Linked DNA regions of Mus musculus: region 1 is linked to region 2. The links are chromatin loops, found by intact Hi-C in ENCODE. Cell type or tissue: left cerebral cortex. All regions are shown on one strand. Links, peaks and the distances in the headings refer to the core of each region. The heading gives the core; the rest is flanking DNA.

Region 1 (4,000 bases), core at 1-4,000, 62 kb before region 2:
AAAAAGTCTTTAATCTTCCCTCTGAAATTTCACAAGCCAGGCCTCCATCTTCTGCACTGTTCTCAACCAAGCTCCTACACAACATTTGCCAGAGCTCTTAACACCGAATGGATCTTCTGGCCCAAAGTTCCAAAGTCCTTCCACAGTCCTCCCCAAAACATGGTCAAAATGTCACAGGAATACCCCACTATGCTGGTACCAATTTGTCTTAGACAGGGTTTCTGTTCCTGGACAAAACATCATGACCAAGAAGAAAATTGGGGGGTGGAGGGAGGGTTTATTCAGCTTACACTTTCATATTGTTGTTCATCACCAAGGAAGTCAGGACTGGAACTCAAGCAGATAAGAAAGCAAGAGCTGATGTAGAGGCCATGGAGGAAATGTTCTTTACTGGCTTGCTTCCCCTGGCTTGCTCAGCCTGCTGTCTTATAGAACCAAGATTACCAGACCAGAGATGGCCCCACCCACAAGGGGCCTTTCCCCCTTGATCACTAATTGAGAAAATACTCCACAGCTGGATCTCATGGAGGCATTTCCTCAACTGAAGCTCCTCTCTCTGTGATAACTCCAGCTGTGTCAAGTTGACACAAAACTAGCCAGTACAGTTAGGGATGAGAACTGATGCCTCTTTCCTCTCTCAGTGCTGGGGCCCCACCTGGCTTGAGCCTGTGCAGATGCTGTGCTGCTCCATTCTCTGTGAGAACATGCACGCATCGGCCCAGTTGTTTCTTGGCATCATCCACCCCCTCTGGATTCATTTTATTTATGTGTGTATCTGTGTAGGGGGATGCCCACAAAAGCCAGAAGGGTGTGTCAGATCCCCTGGAGCTGGAGCTGGAACTGGAGGTAGAGGCAGTGGGAACACCTGACATGAGAGCTGAGAGCCAAACTCAGGTCCTGAACAAGAACAGACATGTTCTTAACCACTGAGCCATATCTCCAGGCCAACTGGCCTAACTTTAATAAAAGGGAATTCTGAAGTACATTCAAGAAACAACAATACGGGGCTGGTGAGATGGCTCAGTGGGTAAGAGCACCCGACTGCTCTTCCGAAGGTCCGGAGTTCAAATCCCAGCAACCACATGGTGGCTCACAACCATCTGTAACAAGATCTGACTCCCTCTTCTGGAGTGTCTGAAGACAGCTACAGTGTACTTACATATAATAAATAAATAAATCTTTAAAAAAAAAAAAAGAAAAGAAACAACAATACATTTCCTGGTTCTAGGGGAAAGACAAAAAAGCATAAAGATAAAAAGGCACTATCATAGCACATAGGTACCTTTACACACACACATACACATATGTATACATACCAAGAGGCAGAATAGAAGTCCAAAGTCCTAATACAAATGAATTTTTATTTTACAGTTTAATAAGCATTGAGCTATGGCCTCAAGACAAATCACTGTGCTTGAAAATGTTAACTAGATGCTGGGTGTCTATGTAAAACAATCACTGATCGGTTATTTTTCTCAGAGCTAAATACAAAACCTGTTACTAATGATGCCTGCCAAAGTTAAAGGGCATTAGCTCAAGGGGTTACTACTTCCTGCTGGACGTTCATCCACGTAGGGACATAGATAAATATCAGAGAAAGCCAGTTGGCCCAAACTAAGCAGAGTGTTTCCTACTCCTAGAGCTATGTGCTCCAAATGTACCAATTTTTCTAAGCATGGGTACATCCCCACATTGCTCTCTAACTTTAATCTTCCTGCTATGCCTTCCCATAATCTAGAATATTAAGTTAGAATCAGGAAACTACCTATATTTTGTATGGATTTACAGATTTGCCAAATACCCTTTCTGGACCTTTGTGTCACTACGTTGAAGTCCTGGGTCAACAATCTGAATATCTTTTATCTGTTGAGCAATGTCTGCATCTATGCAATTGTTACCACAACCATGAAGTAGTCATGACCATTGCACACATTCAACATATTTGTAACAAGACACAGAAAGGTCACATAATTTAGCCAAGGTCTCACAGTAAACGAAATAGCCAATGTCAGAGCTTGGGCAGCAGACTCCAAAATTCAGTCACTAGATCCTCTTCTGGCTTCTTTATGATGCTGGCCTCTTTTTTCTCCTTGTGTTACCCTTCCCTCAGCCTGGGGTGTCTGTCTGTCCTTTCACTGACATGTCTGTTCTTCAGAGTCTTCATGAAAAAGTCTTCCTGAATGAAGTTAGTGTGTGATCTTCTTCCCCCATGTGATGTTGAGCAGAAATCTGTATTCCAGACAAAAACTATCCCCGATTGCTTCTCAAATCAATGCTGACCAATGAGAAGTGTTTGCTCTTAGAAGGCATCCTGCCTGGCTACTCCTTCATATTTGAGTTCTGCATTGGTGTGCACAGCTATAAAAACCATATATACCGTGTAAGATAATTCACTCAAGCAACACAAACTGGGTAACTATGAAAAGAAGATTGAGCTACCAAGAGATACCAGATGATTACCCCCAAAAAGGTATGGCAACCATATGGAGCCTTCATCCAATTGGCAGTAACCCACACTTCAGACAGTGGTGAGTAAGGAGAACTCAGGTTCTGCCAAATTACCAAAATCTAAATGTGCATGAGGTTGTTTAACAAAATTGCTCATAAAGTGATAAAGTATTTGTAATCCTTAGGGAACTCTAGGTTATAAAGACCTTTGTAAAGCCTTTCTGGAAAAACTAAGCGTGTTCTCTATCATTCAAAGAACCACCAAAGCATGTGTGGTTGCCAGAGCAACAAAGAAGCTTTGCTAACATGGACCTCCTTCTCCTTTCCAGATCCTGGCCATCGTGTCTATCCTGTTCATCGTTCTTTCCACCATTGCTCTGTCTCTCAACACACTTCCAGAGCTGCAAGAAAACGACGAGTTTGGGCAACCCAGTGACAACCGGAAGTTGGCACACGTAGAGGCTGTGTGCATTGCCTGGTTTACCATGGAGTATCTTTTACGATTCCTGTCCTCACCGAATAAATGGAAATTCTTTAAAGGCCCGCTGAATGTCATTGACCTTCTGGCCATCTTGCCATACTATGTAACCATCTTCCTCACCGAGTCTAACAAAAGTGTGCTGCAGTTCCAGAATGTTAGACGAGTGGTCCAGATCTTCAGAATCATGCGTATCCTCAGGATACTGAAACTCGCCAGACACTCAACGGGCCTGCAGTCTCTGGGCTTCACACTCAGGCGAAGTTACAATGAGTTAGGTTTATTAATATTATTTCTGGCCATGGGGATAATGATATTTTCCAGCTTGGTGTTTTTTGCTGAGAAAGATGAAGATGCTACCAAATTCACCAGTATCCCTGCATCATTTTGGTGGGCTACCATCACCATGACCACTGTGGGCTACGGTGACATTTACCCTAAAACACTGTTAGGAAAAATTGTGGGTGGTCTCTGCTGCATTGCAGGAGTCCTGGTTATTGCCCTTCCTATACCCATCATTGTGAACAATTTCTCTGAGTTCTATAAGGAGCAAAAACGCCAGGAGAAAGCTATTAAAAGGAGAGAGGCTCTTGAAAGAGCCAAAAGAAATGGCAGCATCGTTTCTATGAACTTAAAGGATGCCTTTGCTAGAAGTATGGAACTGATAGACGTGGCTGTGGAGAAGGCTGGAGAGTCAGCCAATACCAAGGACTCAGTAGATGATAATCACCTGTCTCCAAGCCGGTGGAAGTGGGCCAGGAAGGCGCTGTCAGAAACGAGCTCCAACAAATCTTACGAGAATAAGTACCAGGAGGTTAGCCAAAATGACTCCCACGAACATCTGAACAATACTTCTTCCTCCAGCCCACAGCATCTGAGTGCCCAGAAGCTGGAGATGCTATACAATGAAATCACCAAGACACAGCCTCATTCCCACCCGAATCCAGACTGCCAAGAACAGCCTGAGAGGCCATGTGTGTATGAGGAGGAGATAGAAATGGAAGAGGTGATCTGCCCACAGGAGCAGCTGGCTGTGGCACAGACCGAGGTCATCGTGGACATGAAGAGCACCTC
Region 2 (5,356 bases), core at 783-4,782:
AGTGGAATGCTTTAAATCCACAGCCTTAGCTGAACTTGGTGCTTCACACATGTAAGATAAGCTCTTGAGAGCCTGAGGCAGGAAGAACATTGCAAATTCAAGCTTAGGTAAAGTGAGACTATCTCAAAACAACAGTAAAATCCAGGCAGGGTGGCACAAGTTTGTGGTCCTCACAACTTTAGGCAGGAGGATCAAGGCCTTGTATGGTGTGTCAGAGGTCAGTCTCATTGATGAGACCCTGTCTTTAAAATCTCTAACCCTACAGGAGGAACAACAATATGAACTAACTACATATGCACCCAGAGCTCGTGTCTCTAGCTGCATATGTAGAAGATGGCCTAGTTGGCCATCATTGGGAGAGGTCCTTGGTCTTGCAGAGATTATATTCCCCAGTACAGGGGAATGCCAGGGCCAAGAAGCAGGAGTGGGTGGGTTGGGGAGCAGGGTGGGGGGAGGGTATCGGGGACTTTTGGGATATCATTTAAAATCTAAACAAAGAAAATATCTAATAAAAAAATTGTTTAAATTTTTTAAAAAATCAATAACAAAAACATCCTTGGATACTTTACTATACTACAGAACCTAAAAATCAGGGTAACTAAAAATTACATAAAAGAAATAGCTTTGGTTATTTGATATTTTGAACTGAGAGCCAAATTAGTTTGCCTTCAGCCAGAAGAAACTGCAGCTTCTGACAGCACTTAATAAAGAAATTCCAGAAGTCAGCAGACTCTGTTTCCCAGCACTATCCAAAAACTTCTGAGAATGAAAGGAAAAGAAACCCCTGTGGTTTATGTGCTAATTAGAGTGAGCTGTGAGTGTGAAGTTGGAGGAGCTACTTTTCGTTCAGCCATTGTGTAAGTTGGGTAACTTGAATGCACCTCTGCTGGTCTCTGAGACCCACTGGCTTCCTCATTTATAAATTCAGGGGGGAAAAAATATTACAGATTTTCTCCCTTCTTCTCCAATGTGTAAGTTTGGATGTTGCCATTTCTGTCTTTTTAACAAGCAAAATGTACACAGAAAATCAATGACCTCTTATACACAACAAAGACTTGTGAACAGGGTAATGTGCCACACCAAAATCTGGAGAAACAAAGAAAGAGAGACTCACAGTCCGGATTTGCTCACCTGAAGCAGAAATCACCAGAGCCAGAGGTGCTTTTAGTAACGAGAGTGAGAAATGCCAGGGCGGGTGCACAGGAAAACCTGAGCATGAATGTAGCTTTCTTTCCCTGGAATCCCAAAGTTTGGGGGTGAGGGGGACCCTTATATGTGTCTGGGTTTTAGCTCGAGGATATCCTACTGAGTTCTCCCAGTGATGAGGCAGGAGAGAGCTAAAGACACTTGAGAAGGTCGAAGCCTGGCCCACAGCAAAGACTCCAGTTTGGCTACCTGACACTTTGCCTGCATTAGGCTCCAGCACAGCAACATAGATTGCAGTGGAAGGAGCAGCAAGGCTCAGATTCTCAGGAGAAGGCTGGGAGACAGAAAGGATATCAGTGGTCACTGGCGATGGCAGGGCCAGCTGCAGGTTGGCCAGTTGGTGGCAAGCAGTGGCCCTGGGCATTCTCAGGAGGAACAGGCAGAATGGAAGTGGAGCCAACATCTGTGTGATCTTGGAGCTAAGTCATGAGGGGCCACAGTACGGGGCAAGGAGACCAGGCAAGGGGAAGTGTGTTTCCAAAAATTACACACAACAGATAGGTAGGTGTATCGTTGGGCAGTCCTGCTTCATCTCCCCTACCCACAAACCAGGCCCAAGCACTCTCTCCTAGTTCCATTGGCTTCCTATGGTAACTATGACTTCAGCCCCATTCAACTACAAGGATTTTAGGTAATGCACCCCCCACCCCATTTTCCAGAAGTTAACATTCAGAATGATGTCTAGCTGGCAGAAACCGTGCTCTTCTCTCAGGCATAGCCCTTTATGGAATAACTGTAACATTTGATTACTTATCTCACTACATAAAATCAGCTGTTAGGATCAGGGCTGTGGAAATGGTTCAATGGGTAAAGGGTTTGCTGTGGGAGTGTGGGCTTAGAGCTCAGATCTCTACTGCCACATGTACTAGCCAGGTGGGCACCGTGGCGTGCCTGTAATCTTACCTTGTGAGATGGGAATCCCTAGTAGGCTGGCAAGAGTTTCTAATACAGCAAGCTTCAAGTTCAGCAAGATGGGGAATGATGGAGGAAGGCAGCCAGTGTTAACTGTGGGCCTCCCCACACATACACAAGTATGCTTGCACACACAGATGAACATAAATATACACATGCATAAATACCTCACATTTACAAATGCAAGAAGAAAATTAACAACGTTTTCTTTTTTTTAATGCGAAAATCATCGTAGGTTACTTCTCTGCTCTGTTCTCACTGTTCCCATTTGGGCCCATACATTTGTCACAAGATGTCCCTGCTACTTAAACATTTTCTCCTAAGTGAACCACCACAGCCTTCCAGACTATGTAATCCAAACCACGAGTGTGAGGGGTGACCCACACAGCTGGTGCCGCCTAAACACAATAACAACTTGCACACTGTGGGGTGAACTATTTTGTATAGCCTAAGGCCCACCCAAATTCATGTGACTGTGATGTCAATGTTTCCATAGCAAATAATTATCTTCTTCTTGCATATGTAAAGATGTAATAGAGCAGGGCCTGTAATCTCACAAAATGCAGCCAGATTAGATAAATATGTTGCTTACATGACAGGCACAATGGTTGAGAGCAGCCAGCCTTCTGAATGTTCATGTCCCAGATGGGTTCACATCACAGCCCAGGGTTGTTTCACTACGGAGTAAAATACTTAGCTATGAATACTTGACGATATGCTGCAACATCCTACACCCTGTGGGCGTGTGTATTTATGTGGAGAGAGAGATGACTGTTAAGACATGTGAAGGCTGCGTGACATCTGGAGCGTGTGTTCACCCTCAACATTTCAGTCGTCATTTGGACCTCAGTTCTGTACAGAATTTAAAATAGACTCTGGAGTCTTCTCTCTGTTGTCCACAGCCCTCAGTTAACACCCAGGTCTGGTTTTGTGTAGGTGTCTGTACTTGAATGTCAACATGTTAAATACAAACTCCATACAATAAGGAGCCCCATGCTGGGATGACAAATGCCTGGATTTCAGAGAAGTAGCAAAGGACCTTACAGGCTGAAGTAGGGGACTACATTTCCTGAGGGCAACTTGCTACCTAAGAGGGTTCTGGAAGAAAAGTTACTACATTTGAATGCTCTCAAGGTCACTTTGTTCCTGGAAATACTAAGAAAATTAACATGGTACTCATGTCTCCAAGTGCCTGCTGACTTGCTGCAGACAACGCTGGAAATGCAATCTCAGCCTCCACCCCAGAGCTTTTGAGTCAGTGTCTGAATTTTAACAAGGCCGTTATATCATTCGCAGGCACACTAGAGTCTGAGAAGTGCTGGTTTGTCTACAATGCCATGGTGTGGAGTAGATAGTTGAAAGCAGTGCTCAGGAGGGAAGGTGAGACAGGAAGATGATGAAAGGGAGATGAGAAACAAAGAAAAGAGCAGAAGAATGGGAGAAAGGGGAGGAGGAGGGATGAAGGAAAGAAAGAGTAATGAGAAGAGGGAGGACAGAATGAAGAGGGTGCAGAGAGAGAGGGGGGAGAGAGCACACAATGATGACTGACATTTGTTGAGTGCTTACTCTGGTAAGTACTTCCTGACCCTTGACTCATAGACAAAGCCTGTGAGGAATGAACTACCATATTTCCCTTTGACTAGCCGGCGGTGTGGATCTGCATAGATGCATTCAAACTACAGAACACGTGCTTGTCTACTAAGCTAAGAGCTGCTGAAATCTCATGGAGATCACTATTTCTTTAGTGGTTGTAGGAATCTGAACTAGCTGTCAGGTATCTCTGTACATAGGGCATTATTCACATTGGGGAGGCTCTGAGAAGCCTTTTCTCTTTATTTGAAGGAAGTGTTGAAGGGGTGTGTGCTCCCTGCGGAACTGTTGGAAAACATTATTTCTAGTTGCTGGTGATCATCAGAAAGGTTTGAATGTGGTCAAGGCAGCACCTTGAGCACAAATTTGGTGAGCAATGGATGGTTCTTCTGTGTGTGCTACAGAGAATAAAAAAGGCTATAGTTGCATGTGGTGGAGAAAAGTGAGTGTTGGGGGAGGGGGTAGGCATAGAAGAGTCTGTGTAGGAGGGAGCATGTGATGTTCCTATATGCATGTATATGCTAGGACCAGAGAGTGGCACAATTAGAAGGTGTGGCCCTGTTGAAGTAGGTGTGTCACGTGAGTGTAGGCTTTAAGACCCTCATCCTAGCTGCCTAGAAGCCAGTAGTCTGATAGCAGCCTTCAGATGAAGATGTAGAATTCTCAGCTCCTCCTGCACTGAACCTGCCTCAATGCTGCCATGTTCCTGCCTTGAGGATAATGGACTGAACCTCCAAACCTGTAAGCCAACCCCAATTAAATGTTGTCCTTTATAAGACTTGCCTTGGTCATGGTGTCTGTTCACAGCAGTAAAACCCTAACAAAGACAGAGCAATACCCTAGCCTCTTGCTTCCTGGTCCCACCTCTACCTCATAAGCCCTCATGCCTTCTTTTCCCACATTGAATGCAGGTTTAGTACTCAATACTAGCCCTTCACCTTTGCCTTTCCATATCTGCTGACTCTTTTTCCCCCCTGCAGATGTGGGAGAATTCAGAACTACCCACTCCACTCCCTAGACCTAGCTGTTTTCCCCCATCAGGGCATGTCCCTTCATCTTCACCCTCTACTTTGTCTCCATGATGACCCCCGTGCCCATCTCAACAGGGTCTTCAGAAGACTCTACTGCTATATCTCTTGAAATGAATGGCAGATGTCCACATCAGAAGAGATTTCCTCTTCCTGCCTCTATTGGATTCACTAAGGTTTTGGTGAGGACAGGATATCATGCCTCCTGCATCTGCAAACCCTCTATGATCTTCCACAGAAGATGGGGGTAAACAGAGCATCCCAGAGAAAGATGAGCAGTGTTGAAAGGAAATAAGTCATGTAGTAGACCATGGCCCTCTGAAGCTATAACCTTATCATATAATGCTTGGCTGCCCTGTGTCCCAGGATGAATGAGAGAAGGAGATTAGACCTAGCATGTTGCACATTCTTCTGTTAATTCCCTCTTCTCTCCTCCCTTCCTCTCAGCTTTGAACCTAGAAGAAACTCCAATCCAAAGCAAACACACATTTTACGGTCTTAAAGAACTGTGTCCAAAAAAAAAAGAAAAAAAGAAAAAAGGAAAGGAAAGGAAAGGAAAGGAAAGGAAAGGAAAGGAAAGGAAAGGAAAGGAAAGGAAAGGAAAGGAAAGGGGAAAGGGA

Evidence for each region. Peaks named below come from ENCODE experiments on the same cell type or tissue, not always from the same donor. Only the 100,000 strongest peaks of a DNase experiment are listed, where the experiment ranks them.
Region 1: it touches region 2 in a loop (2.1-fold over the local background); 2 of 42 quality-filtered maps call a loop at or near these places.

Annotation. Positions count from the first base shown.
Region 1 is chr1:15,706,708-15,710,707 of GRCm38, forward strand. Kcnb2 (potassium voltage gated channel, Shab-related subfamily, member 2) reads left to right here. Exons shown (of 3, transcript NM_001098528.3): 3 at 2,778-4,000. Among named protein-coding and RNA genes, the nearest start is that of Gm25168, 49 kb to the right of the region's middle. In left cerebral cortex, for the core only: no CTCF peak of the experiment used is centred there; DNase peaks (open chromatin) are centred at 2,463 and 3,761; H3K27ac peaks cover 508 bases.
Region 2 is chr1:15,767,697-15,773,052 of GRCm38, forward strand. No RefSeq gene overlaps it. Among named protein-coding and RNA genes, the nearest start is that of Gm25168, 13 kb to the left of the region's middle. In left cerebral cortex, for the core only: no CTCF peak of the experiment used is centred there; DNase peaks (open chromatin) are centred at 2,882 and 3,329.